2 separate regions of the Homo sapiens genome follow, and region 2 is linked to region 1. A link is an interaction called in ENCODE POLR2A ChIA-PET data of the cell type or tissue named here. Cell type or tissue: A673. All regions are shown on one strand. Links, peaks and the distances in the headings refer to the core of each region. The heading gives the core; the rest is flanking DNA. Region 1 overlaps SLC25A17 (solute carrier family 25 member 17). Region 2 has its middle 60 kb from the start of MCHR1.

Region 1 (5,385 bases), core at 212-5,211:
CAACATGGTGAAACTCCATATCTACTAAAAATACAAAAATTAGCCAGGCGTGGTGGTGTGCGCCTGTAATTCCAGCTACTCAGGAGGCTGAGGCAGCAGAATCACTTGAACCTGGGAGGCAGAGGTCACAGTGAGCCAAGATCACGCCACTGCACTCCAGCCTGGGAGAGAGAGCGAGACTCCATCTCAAAAACTTAAAATAAAATAAAATAAAAACAAAACAAAACACTGAAATACTGGAAGACAGTGAATGAATAAATAATATGATTTTTCATCAGTGGCCATTCATTATTTTGCTTTTAGAAACCTGGAAGAAATTATCTTCTTTGAGTTTCAAATGTTCTGGTAAATCTAGTCATTTCTTAGCTTCCTCAAAAATCACCTTGAATTGCTGAAATAAGTGACTCTCATGAATCAAAGTTCTTTTCTGGTCTGAGGTAGCCAACAACGGCCACACTCAGGATTTCCCCATAGAAGTGCTCTTTGAAGGTATGCATGGTATGTGTTTCCATGGACTTCTTCGTATTCTCATAGTATGGGTTCCATCCTATGCTCACCACCATCTTCTGACCATCTCTACTTCCAGCACTGGCCCAACCATAATAAATGCCACTGGATATATCGGCTGGCAGATTATCTACCACTTGCTCAGGAAAATTAGCTGTGGGGGATGCCCAGCTGCTTGTAGCCACGGCCGAAGCCCCATACCACTTGGTCCCGGCAGGAGTATGACAGATGCTTCGTAATGCAGTCTGCTCGAGGCATGGGCTGCAGCCCGGTCCCTGCGTCCTACAGAGACACCGTCCACGCGGTGCCCGGACCCCGGACCAGCCACGGGGTGGGAAGGGGCGTGAGCTCTGTCTGCCGCGGGGGTGCACCAGGGGCCCGACGATGCCGATGACACGCCACGGAGGATCCCTGATGCCAGCGACTCAGGAGCTGGGTCTCCCAACCATTTTCATTTTCTTTCTTTCCTTCTTTCCCTACCTTTTAAAATATTTTATGTTTGTTTGTTTATTTAGAGGTAGAGTTTCCCTCTTGTTGCCCAGGCTGGAGTGCAGTGGCATGATCTTGGCTCACTGCAACCTCTGCCTGCCAGGTTCAAACAATTCTCCTGCCTCAGTCTCCCAAGTAGGTGGAATTACAGGCACCTGCTACCACACCTGGCTAATTTTTTGTATTTTCAGTAAAGGTGGGGTTTCACCATGTAGGCTAGGCTGTTCTCGAACTCCTGACCTCAGGTGATACACCCGCCTCAGCCTCTCAAAGTGCTGGGATTACAGGCGTGAGCCACCGCGCCTGGTCTAAAATTTATTTTTTATAGAGATGGGGTCTTGCTATGTTGCCCAGGCTGGTCTCAAACTGCGGGCTCAAGTGATCCTCCTGCCTTGACCTCCCAAACTGCTGGGATTACAGGGGTGAGCCACCACACCTGGCCTTGGACCATTTTCTGACAAGACAACAGATGATGCTCACAGTCAACACAGACCCGTAGACTCTCCTATGTGTCAACTGTAATCCTACCCCCTTCTCACACACTCAAGAAAACACTTTAGGCTGGGCGCGGTGGCTCACGCCTGTAATCCCAGCACTTTGGGAGGCCGAGGCAGGCAGATCACCTGAGGTCAGGAGTTTGAGACCAGCCTGGCCAACATGGTGAAACCCTATCTTTACTAAAAATATAAAAAATTAGCTGGGCATGGTGGTGGGTGCCTGTAATCCCAGCTACTCAGGTGGCTGAGGTAGGAAAATTGCTTGAACCCAGGAGGTGGAGGTTGCAGCAATCCAAGATTATGCCACTGCACTCCAGCCTGGGCAACAGAGTGAGACACAATCTCAAAAAAAAAAAAAAAAAAAAAAGTGGAAGAGTGAACTTTAAAGTTAAAATACAACAATTAAGGTTAGTAGGCTATTTATTATATGTGTTACTTTAACTGACTTTTTAAAATTGAGCCCTGAAAAAAAAAAGAAAAAAATTGTTCATGAGCCCTGAAAAAAAAATTTTAGACAAGTGGAAAAAAGTAAAAAATGAAAGCTAACTGCCCTACTATACCAGTCCAGCTGTGTTAGGTATGGGGGAGTCTGCTGTAATCCTAAATTGCACTAAGAGTTAGAAAGATGAACAGGACAGAGAGAGTAACACAGGGGTGGTATATATCTGGTGGGTAATGGGATGGCAGACACAGCAAATAAACCGCTTTGGACAATTTAAAAAGCAAAAGATTTCAACATATAGTCCATGAATTAGAAGTTTCATGGAAAGTTATATGAGTTAGTCCCTGTAAGTTATAATCTTTCAAATGCAAATACATATAAACTAATCTAAAATGATTAAAATCAAAGTATTACAAATAACTGGTCTCAAGTATAGAAGATCCCACTAGATTGCCATTTGTTGTAATTTATGTAAAAAACAAGTCTTTTTCTGTACAGGAACTATTCTAATTTTTTTCCCCAAGTGAACAAATCTCAAACTTGAGTTCTTTGAGTCGTGATACTCTTTGAAAACTACTCTCCTAGAAAGGCTGCAAAACTGTGCAAAGTGGGTTCATGAGGAAGACCTCAAAGGGAAGATCAGACTATAGTGCAATAGTCCAGGTGAGCAATGATAAGGTTTGATTTGGGGAAATGGCTATGGATATGGAGAAGAGGAAATGGATCCAAGAGACAGTGAGGAGACAGACCAGTGGTTCTTGATGGCCAAGCAGATGTGGAGGGTGGGAAGGCACGAAGAGCCTGTGATGACTCCTAGACTTCTATCCTGAGTTATTTATCCAAAATTCAACTTCTCTCCCCTTCTCTCTAAGCACATGGCTGGTTCCTCTGGCCACCAGCCTCCATCCTGAAGCTATCTAGGAGCCCACCAATAGTAACTTTATTAGCCTAAACTCAGAGATAGTTCAAAGGGGCTCATTAGGAATAACAAAAGATACTACTACTCAGGAAATTCCAATGGTTTTAGGAACTGTGCCAGGAACCAGGGACAAAGGCCACATACATTTTTTATTATACCACATACAGACATCCTACAACTTCAGAGCAAAAAAATGTAATAACCTGATTAAAAAATAGACAAAGAACCAGAACAGACATTTCTGCAAAGATAATATACAAATGGCCAACAAACATATGAAAAGTGATGTTCAGCATCACTAATCATCAGAGAAATGCAAATCAAAGCCACAGTGAGATATCACCTCATACCCATTAGGATGGCTACTATCATAAAACAGAAAGTAAGTGTTAGTGAGGATGTGGAAATATGGGAACTTCTGTGTACTGTTGGTGGGATTATAAATGTTACAGTGTTATGGAAAACAGTATGGAGGTTCCCGAGAAAACTGAACAGAATTCCAAATGATCCAGCAATCCCACTTCTGGGTATATATCCAGAAGAATGGAAAGCAGGCTCTCAAAGAGAGAGCTACACATCCATTTTCATAGCACTATTCACAACAGCCAAAAGATGGAAGCAACTTAAGTGCCTATTAACAGATGAATGGATAAACAGAATGTGATATATACATATAATGGAATATTATTCAGTCATAAAAAAGTAAGGAAGTCATGTCACATGCTGTATGGCATGGATGAAAGTAGAAGACATTATACTAAGTGAAGTAAGCCAGTCACAAAAAAAACAAGTAGTGTATGATTCGACTTATATCAAGTATCTAAAGTAGTCAAATTCTTAGAAACCGAAAGTAGAATGGTGGTTACTAAGGGGCTCAGGGAAAGGGAAAAGGGGAGTTTAATGAGAATAGAATCAGGTCTGCAATATGCAAAAGTACTGGAGATTTGTTTCATAACATTGTGAACATGTTTAACACTACTGACCTTACACTTAAAATTAACATGGTAAATTTTATGTCACGTTTTTTAACACAATTAAAAAAAAAAAAACCAAGTTGGAAAACTGGCTATATTCTTTGTAAGCATTACTTTGGGCTAAATAACCTCTTAGAGGATATAAAACCACAAGGTAAATATAAAAACATTTTATACCCAGAAAACCTTGTTACCTGCAACAAACCCAACTACCAGATCTTTTCCAGTGGTAGAATGTTGACCTTTGACCCAGAGTGCTTTGAGGCTATTAAAAGTGTAGAAATAGACAAAATTGGAGCAGCAGAGACTGGAAATCACTGGAAACCACCCTCGATATGGTGCCAGGCTAGGGGAAAAACACAATAAGCAAAGTAAAGGTCATGGACAAATTAGAAATTGGCAGAGAAATCCTAGGAAAGGCTGACCATCATTCACATGGTCTCAAGCTTCACTCCTACACGAATACAAGGGACTCCAAACTGTACACACACCTCACATTCTGAAGGATGTCCAAATCAAGAAATCTATTCTAGCACTAATGATACCAAAGAAACAACACAAAGTCTGATTGATTTATTAATTCCCTCCCTTAATTTTCTTTAGTAACATTGGTATATAAAATTAGAGACAACTTCCTCATGGCTGTTAGTTAATAGAGTACCATTCATGTTTTATTACAGGGCAAGAACAGTTAAAATGAAGTAATTATAGGAAATAAGTATCAAAAAAAAAAAAGATGGGGGAATTCACAAGGGCACAGGAGCTCACAGGAGCTCCTACAGGCCAAATCTGGGGCAATTTGAATACCAAAATAATGAAGTACAGTAATCAATTGTAAACCATTGAAAAATAGACATTTCTGAGCCTATACCAATAATAAGTAGATAAATAAATGAAGGAGAAGGGGAGGTCCTGCTTATAGCAGAATGCCAACATTGGTACCTGTAGAGGCAATGCTGGAGTTGGAAAGTCGTCATTTTGCAACTTCGTGGTAAATTTAGGGGAAAAATGTTGATAAAGCACAGGATATTTGTATTGTTTTGAAGTATCTCCACATAGACTGCTTATAGTTGCAAGGGAAGAAAAAAGTAATTGCACAGTGGCTAAATCAAATTTAAGAAATCATAATTAGCCAACCAAAGGCAGGCAGACAATATGTGAGTCAAGATGTGATATCTTGAGAAGGACACAATATCACCTGTGCATTATTCAGGCCAATAATGTATAACCTCAATGGAATCATGAGGAAATGTGAGGCAAACTTAAAAATGAGAAACTTTCTATTTTCTTTTTTTTTTTGAAACGGAGTTTTGCTCTTGTTGCCCAGGCTGGAGTGCAATGGCGCGATCTCGGCTCACCGCAACCTCCACCTCCTGGGTTCACGTGATTCTCCTGCTTCAGCCTCCTTAGTAGCTGGGATTGTAGGCATGCGCTACCACGCCCGGCTAATTTTGTATTTTTAGTAAAGACGGGGTTTCTCCATGTTGGTCAGGCTGTCTCGAACTCCTGACCTCAGGTGATCCGCCTGCCTCGGCCTCCCAAAGTGCTAGGATTACA
Region 2 (5,385 bases), core at 213-5,212, 52 kb before region 1:
TGAATTATAGCAGAGGCATACAAAATAAAAATTTTATAGTTCCCCCAACCTCACTGGAGGACCTCTGCCATAGCTAAGAAAAATAGCCAACACTTTCAGAGCACTTAGCTAGGCTGGGCGCTGGTCTGTACAGGAATTTTGACTTTTTTTTGAGACGGAGTCTCGCTCTGTCGCCCAGGCTGGAGTACAATGGCGTGATCTCGGCTCGCTGCAACCTCCACCTCCCAGGTCCAAGCAATTCTCCTGCCTCAGCCTCCAAAGTAGCTGAGATTACAGGTGCCTGCCACCAGGCCTGGCTAATTTTTTGTATTTTTAGTAGAGACGGGATTTCACCATGTTGGCCAGACTGGTCTCGAACTCCTGACCTCAGGTGACCCACCCACCTCAACCTCCCAAAGTGTTGGGATTACAGGCGTGAGCCACTGTGCCTGGCCTGAATTTTAACTCAATTAATCTTTCCAAAAACCCTACAAGGAAGGAAGCATTACCATCTTGACTTTACAGATGGGAAAAATAAAGGGATACAGCTTGCCTGAGGTCACACTACTAGTACGTGGTGGAGCTGAGACCCGGGCCTGGGCAGCCTTGGGGCCAGTCCCCGCTCCGAACCACTAGACCGAGTCTGAGATGACTTTGATCCTTCTTCCTGAAGGGAAACATTTGGACAGAAGAATTCTGGGTTTTCTCCCTAACCTCTATCCTCCGCCCCACTCAAGCTCCTAATTTTGTGAGACGTAGAGATCCCCAGTGTTCACTGAGCTATACCAACAATGGGGAATGCTCAACGCCACTAGTCATTAGGGAAACGCAAATCAAACCCACAATGAGATACGCCTCACACCAGTCAGAATGGCCTTCATTTATTTATTTGTTTGTTTGCTTATTTATTTATTTTTAAGACAGAGTCTTACTCTGTTGCCCAGGCTGGAGTGCAGTGGCGCGATCTTGGCTCACTGCAACCTCCACCTCCCGGGTTTGAGCAATTCTCCTGCCTCAGCCTCCCGAGTAGCTGGGATTACAGGCTCCTGCCACCACACCTGGCTAATTTTTGTATTTTTGGTAGAAATGGGGTTTTGCCATGTTGGCCAGGCTGGTCTCTAACTCCTGACCTCAAGTGATCCGCCCGCCTCAGCCTCCCAAAGTGCTGGGATTATAGGCATGTGCCTGGCCAGAATGGCCATTATTAAAAATTCAAAAAATAATAGATGCTGGCAAGGTTGCAGAGAAAAGGGAATGCTTATACACTGTTGGTGGGAATGCAGATTAGTTCAGCCACTATGGAAGCAGTCTGGAGATTTCACAAAGAACTTAAAATACAACTACCATTCAACCCAGGAATCCCACTACTGGGTATAAATCCAAAGGAATATAAATCATTCTACCATAAAGAGACATGCACGCATATGTTCATGGCAGCACTATTTACAGTGGCAAAGACATGGAATCAACCTAGATTTCCATCAGTGGTGAACTGGATAAAGAAAACATGGTATGGGCCAGGCATGTTGGCTCACTCCTGTAGTTCCAGCACTTTGGGAGGCCGAGGTGGGGTGGATCACTTGAGGTCAGGAGTTCGAGACCAGCCTGGCTGATATGGTGAAACCTCACCTCTACAAAAACACAAAAATTAACCGGGAGTGGTGGTGCGCCCCTGTAATCTCAGCTACTCGGGAGGCTGAGACGGGAGAATCACTTGAACCCAGGAGGCAGAGATTGCAGTGAGCCGAGATTGCAGTGAGCCAAGATTGCGCCACTGCACTCCAGCCTGGGTGACAGAGCAAGATTCCGTCTCCCAAAAAAAAAAAAAAAAAAAGAAAAAGAAAGAAAGAAAACATGGTACATATACACTATGGAATACTACACAGCCATAAAAAGAATGAAATAATGTCCTTTGCAGCAATATGGGTGGAGCTGGAGGCTATTATCCTAAGTGAATTAACTCAGGAACAGAAAACCAAACACCACATGTTCTCACTTATAAGTGGGAGCTAAACATTAAGCACACGCTGACACAAAGAAAGGAACAACAGACCTAATTGTGGGTGGAGGGTGGGAGGAGAGTAAGAATTGAAAAACTACCTACCGGGTATCATGTTGACTACCTGGGTGACAAAATTATCTGTATACCAAACCCCCATGACACACAATTTACCCATGTAACAAACCTGCACATGAGGCCAGTTAAAGTGGCTCACACCAGTAATCCCAGCACTTTGGGAGGCCGAGATGGGAAGATCACCTGAGGCCAGGATTTCGAGACCAGCTTGGCCAAAATGGCAAAAACCAGACTGGCCAAAATGGCAAAAAAAAAAAAAAAAAAAAAAAAGAAAGAAATACAACAGTTAGCCAGGTGCAGTGGCACATGCCTGTAGTCTCAGTTACTCAGGAGACTAAAGCATGAGAATGCTTAAGCCTGGGAAGCGGAGGTTGCAGTGAGCTGAGATCGCACCACTGCACTGCAGCCTGGGCAACAGAGCAGGACTTTGTCTCAAATAAATGAATAAATAAATAAAAGTTGGAAAGAAAATAATTATGCTTTCAAAACCACTTCATAACATGGGGAGCTGGATATGTTCTGATGTAGAATAACAAACAGACGCAACTGTGCTTATTACACTGATTTAAATGATATACATCACAATCGTGGTTTTATAGACATACACTGTGCACAGACAAATAAATGAGGAATACATTAAATATTAACAATGGTTGTTTGGAGGTGGGAGAACTGTGGGTGGTATTTTCTTCATCCATTTATCTAACTGATCCAAGTTTTCTTCAGGGAGGAAACTTGTATAAATGAGGGCATACAGGCCCGGCGCGGTGGCTCACGCCTGTAATCCCAGCACTTTGGGAGGCCGAGGCAGTCAGATCGCTTGAGTCCAGGAATTCGAGACCAGCCTGGACAACATGGTGAAACCCCATCTCTACAAAAAATACAAAAATTAGCTGGGTGTGGTGGTGTGTGCCTGTAGTCCCCGATACTTGGGAGGCTGAGGTAGGAGCATTGGTTGAGCCCAGGAGGTGGAGGTTGTAGTGAGCTGAGATTGTGCCACTGCACTCCAGCCTGGGTGACAGAGTAGACACCCTGTCTTCAAAAAAAAAAAAAAAGGGGGCAAAAATTTTAAATCATGTCACGATTGGGAGTAATTTAGGCAAAACTTGCCTGGGAGCAAGGAGTATAGACTAGAAAATTGTTTGAAGTTCATGCTTTTGTAACAAGGGCCGGTTCTAGAATTTGGCATCAGATGGGTAGCAGCTTTGGAAGGAAGCATAAGAAAGGGACACACGAGGACTCCACACAGCCCCAATTGTCACTTTCCACCACCACATATCCTCTTTAATTCTGAGAGTATTCAAAGGAGTTTAACCATTCAGTGGATGATACAATTATCACAGTGGCATAGCCAGTTGTCCTGTTAACAGCCATCACATGTGACCCTGGGGAGCCCAGGCTTCTTTCGTGGTCAGACCTAAACCTGCTGAGAGAGGGTGGTTTCATGTTAGTCACTGACAGAGCACATCTCCAGCTCTCACTGTGGAATCCAAGTTTTCCTTTCGCCTTCCTGCCTCATTTGGTTCTGCCCATTTGCTTGGAGCCAGAAAGGGAAAAGGAAGAACACAGGACATCCTCTCCGCTCTGCAACTGACCCAGGTCTGTCTATAACACCTCCTGACAGTGCCCAGAAATCCTCCTATTTAAACCATTGGCCCCTGATGCGATTTCTTTTCCAAATATGCTCATAGATCATTGCAGAGACAATGTTAAACTCGAGAGCATTATCATCTGTATAAATCAGTCTCATCTTTAACCGTAACTCAGAGCTTCCATGTAGGAATACGCACCGAAACACAGGCTACCGTCTGCGTTCTCATGGAGCTTACGATTTAGCTGCACTGATAGGATATTTACACATGAAGAAATAACAATGTAAGAAAATTCATAGACACTAATTTTTAGGGACAAAGCAAACGTCTTTTTTTTTTTTTCCAGACTGAGTTTCTTTCTTATTGCCCAGCCTGGAGTGCAATGGCACGGTCTTGGCTCACTGCAACCTCTGCCTCCTGGGTTCAAGCGATTCTCGTGCCTCACCCTCCCAAGTAGCTGAGGTTACAGGCACCCACCACCATGCCCAGCTAATTTTTTTCTGTTTTTAGTAGAAACAGGGTTTCACCATGTTGGCCAGGCTGGTCTCGAACTCCTGACTTCAGGTGATCTGCCCACCTTGGCCTTCCAAAGTGCTGGGATTACAGGCGTAAGCCACCACTCCCAGACACAATCTTGTATGGATGGCTATCATCCAAAATAATTGCAAGCTTCCTGTGGGGGCTGGGATTGCTTCATAGTCCTCCATACACCCCCTCAGGGTCCCCACAATGCCTTGAACACCATAATGCTCTGGTAAATGTTTTGGTCTGGAAATTCGATGTCATTCTAAGTCCATAGTCCTTGTCTAGTTAGACACTGGTGCTTCTATCCTAACGAAGGTGAGTCTTCCTCTCTGCAGATGGTACAGTCAAGATGACCTAGCTGTAACCTGGCTACTAGAGGACCAAGGAGAAAAATAAACTTCTACCACGCTTTCGAAAACAAGCACTCAAACTCAGGAGATACTTGATTGAAGTTGAAAGAGTGGTGCATTCCCCAAGGCAGTACCCTCATGAATGGGATTAGTGTCCTTTAATAAAAGAGACCCAAGAGAGGTCCCTTGCTCCTTCCAGCATGTGAGATTACAGCAAAAAGATGCTGTCTATGAACCAGAAAGTGGGCCCTCACCAGACACTGAATCTGTCGGCACCTTGATCTTGGATTTCCCAGCTTCCAGAAGTGGGAGAAATAAATTTCTCTTGTAAATAAGATAAACAGTTTATGATATTTTATTATAGCAGCCCCAAGGGACTAAGACAGAAATCCAGTTGTACACCAGATGGTTGTAACACGTTCAGTGGAATGAAAACCTTGTGTCTTGGCAGGGTGCAGTGGCTCATGCCTGTAATCCCAACGCTTTGGGAGGCTGAGGTGGGAGGGTCACTTGAGGCCAGGTGTTCAAGACCAGCCTGGGCAACATAAGGAGATGTCCAGATAGCCGGCAAAACAGTGTTCCTGGGTAGGCCTGTGATGGTGTTTCCAGAAGAAATTAGTGCTGTGAGTCGGTAGAGTGAGTAAAAAAGAGTCTCTTAAAAAAAATGTTGGCCGGGCACGGGGCTCACGCCTGTAATCCTAGCACTTTACAAGGCTAAGGCAAGTGGATCACTTGAGGTCAGGAGTTCGAGACCAGCCTGGCCAACATGGTGAAACCCCATCTCTACTAAAAAATACAAAAATTAGCTAGGAATGGTGGTGTGTGCCTGTAGTCCCAGCTGCTCAGGAGGCTGAGGCATGAG

The links. ChIA-PET counts read pairs that join two places held together with the same protein. Peaks named below come from ENCODE experiments on the same cell type or tissue, not always from the same donor. Only the 100,000 strongest peaks of a DNase experiment are listed, where the experiment ranks them.
Region 2: POLR2A ChIA-PET joins it to region 1 with 8 read pairs; 4 of 35 experiments call an interaction of 5 or more read pairs at or near these places.

What each region holds. Positions count from the first base shown.
Region 1 is chr22:40,788,503-40,793,887 of GRCh38, forward strand. SLC25A17 (solute carrier family 25 member 17) reads right to left here. Exons shown (of 9, transcript NM_006358.4): 4 at 4,023-4,174. It also overlaps the pseudogene RFKP4. Among named protein-coding and RNA genes, the nearest start is that of MIR4766, 23 kb to the right of the region's middle. In A673, for the core only: no CTCF peak of the experiment used is centred there; a DNase peak (open chromatin) is centred at 2,919; H3K27ac peaks cover 2,477 bases.
Region 2 is chr22:40,736,402-40,741,786 of GRCh38, forward strand. No RefSeq gene overlaps it. Among named protein-coding and RNA genes, the nearest start is that of MCHR1, 60 kb to the left of the region's middle. In A673, for the core only: no CTCF peak of the experiment used is centred there; no DNase peak of the experiment used is centred there.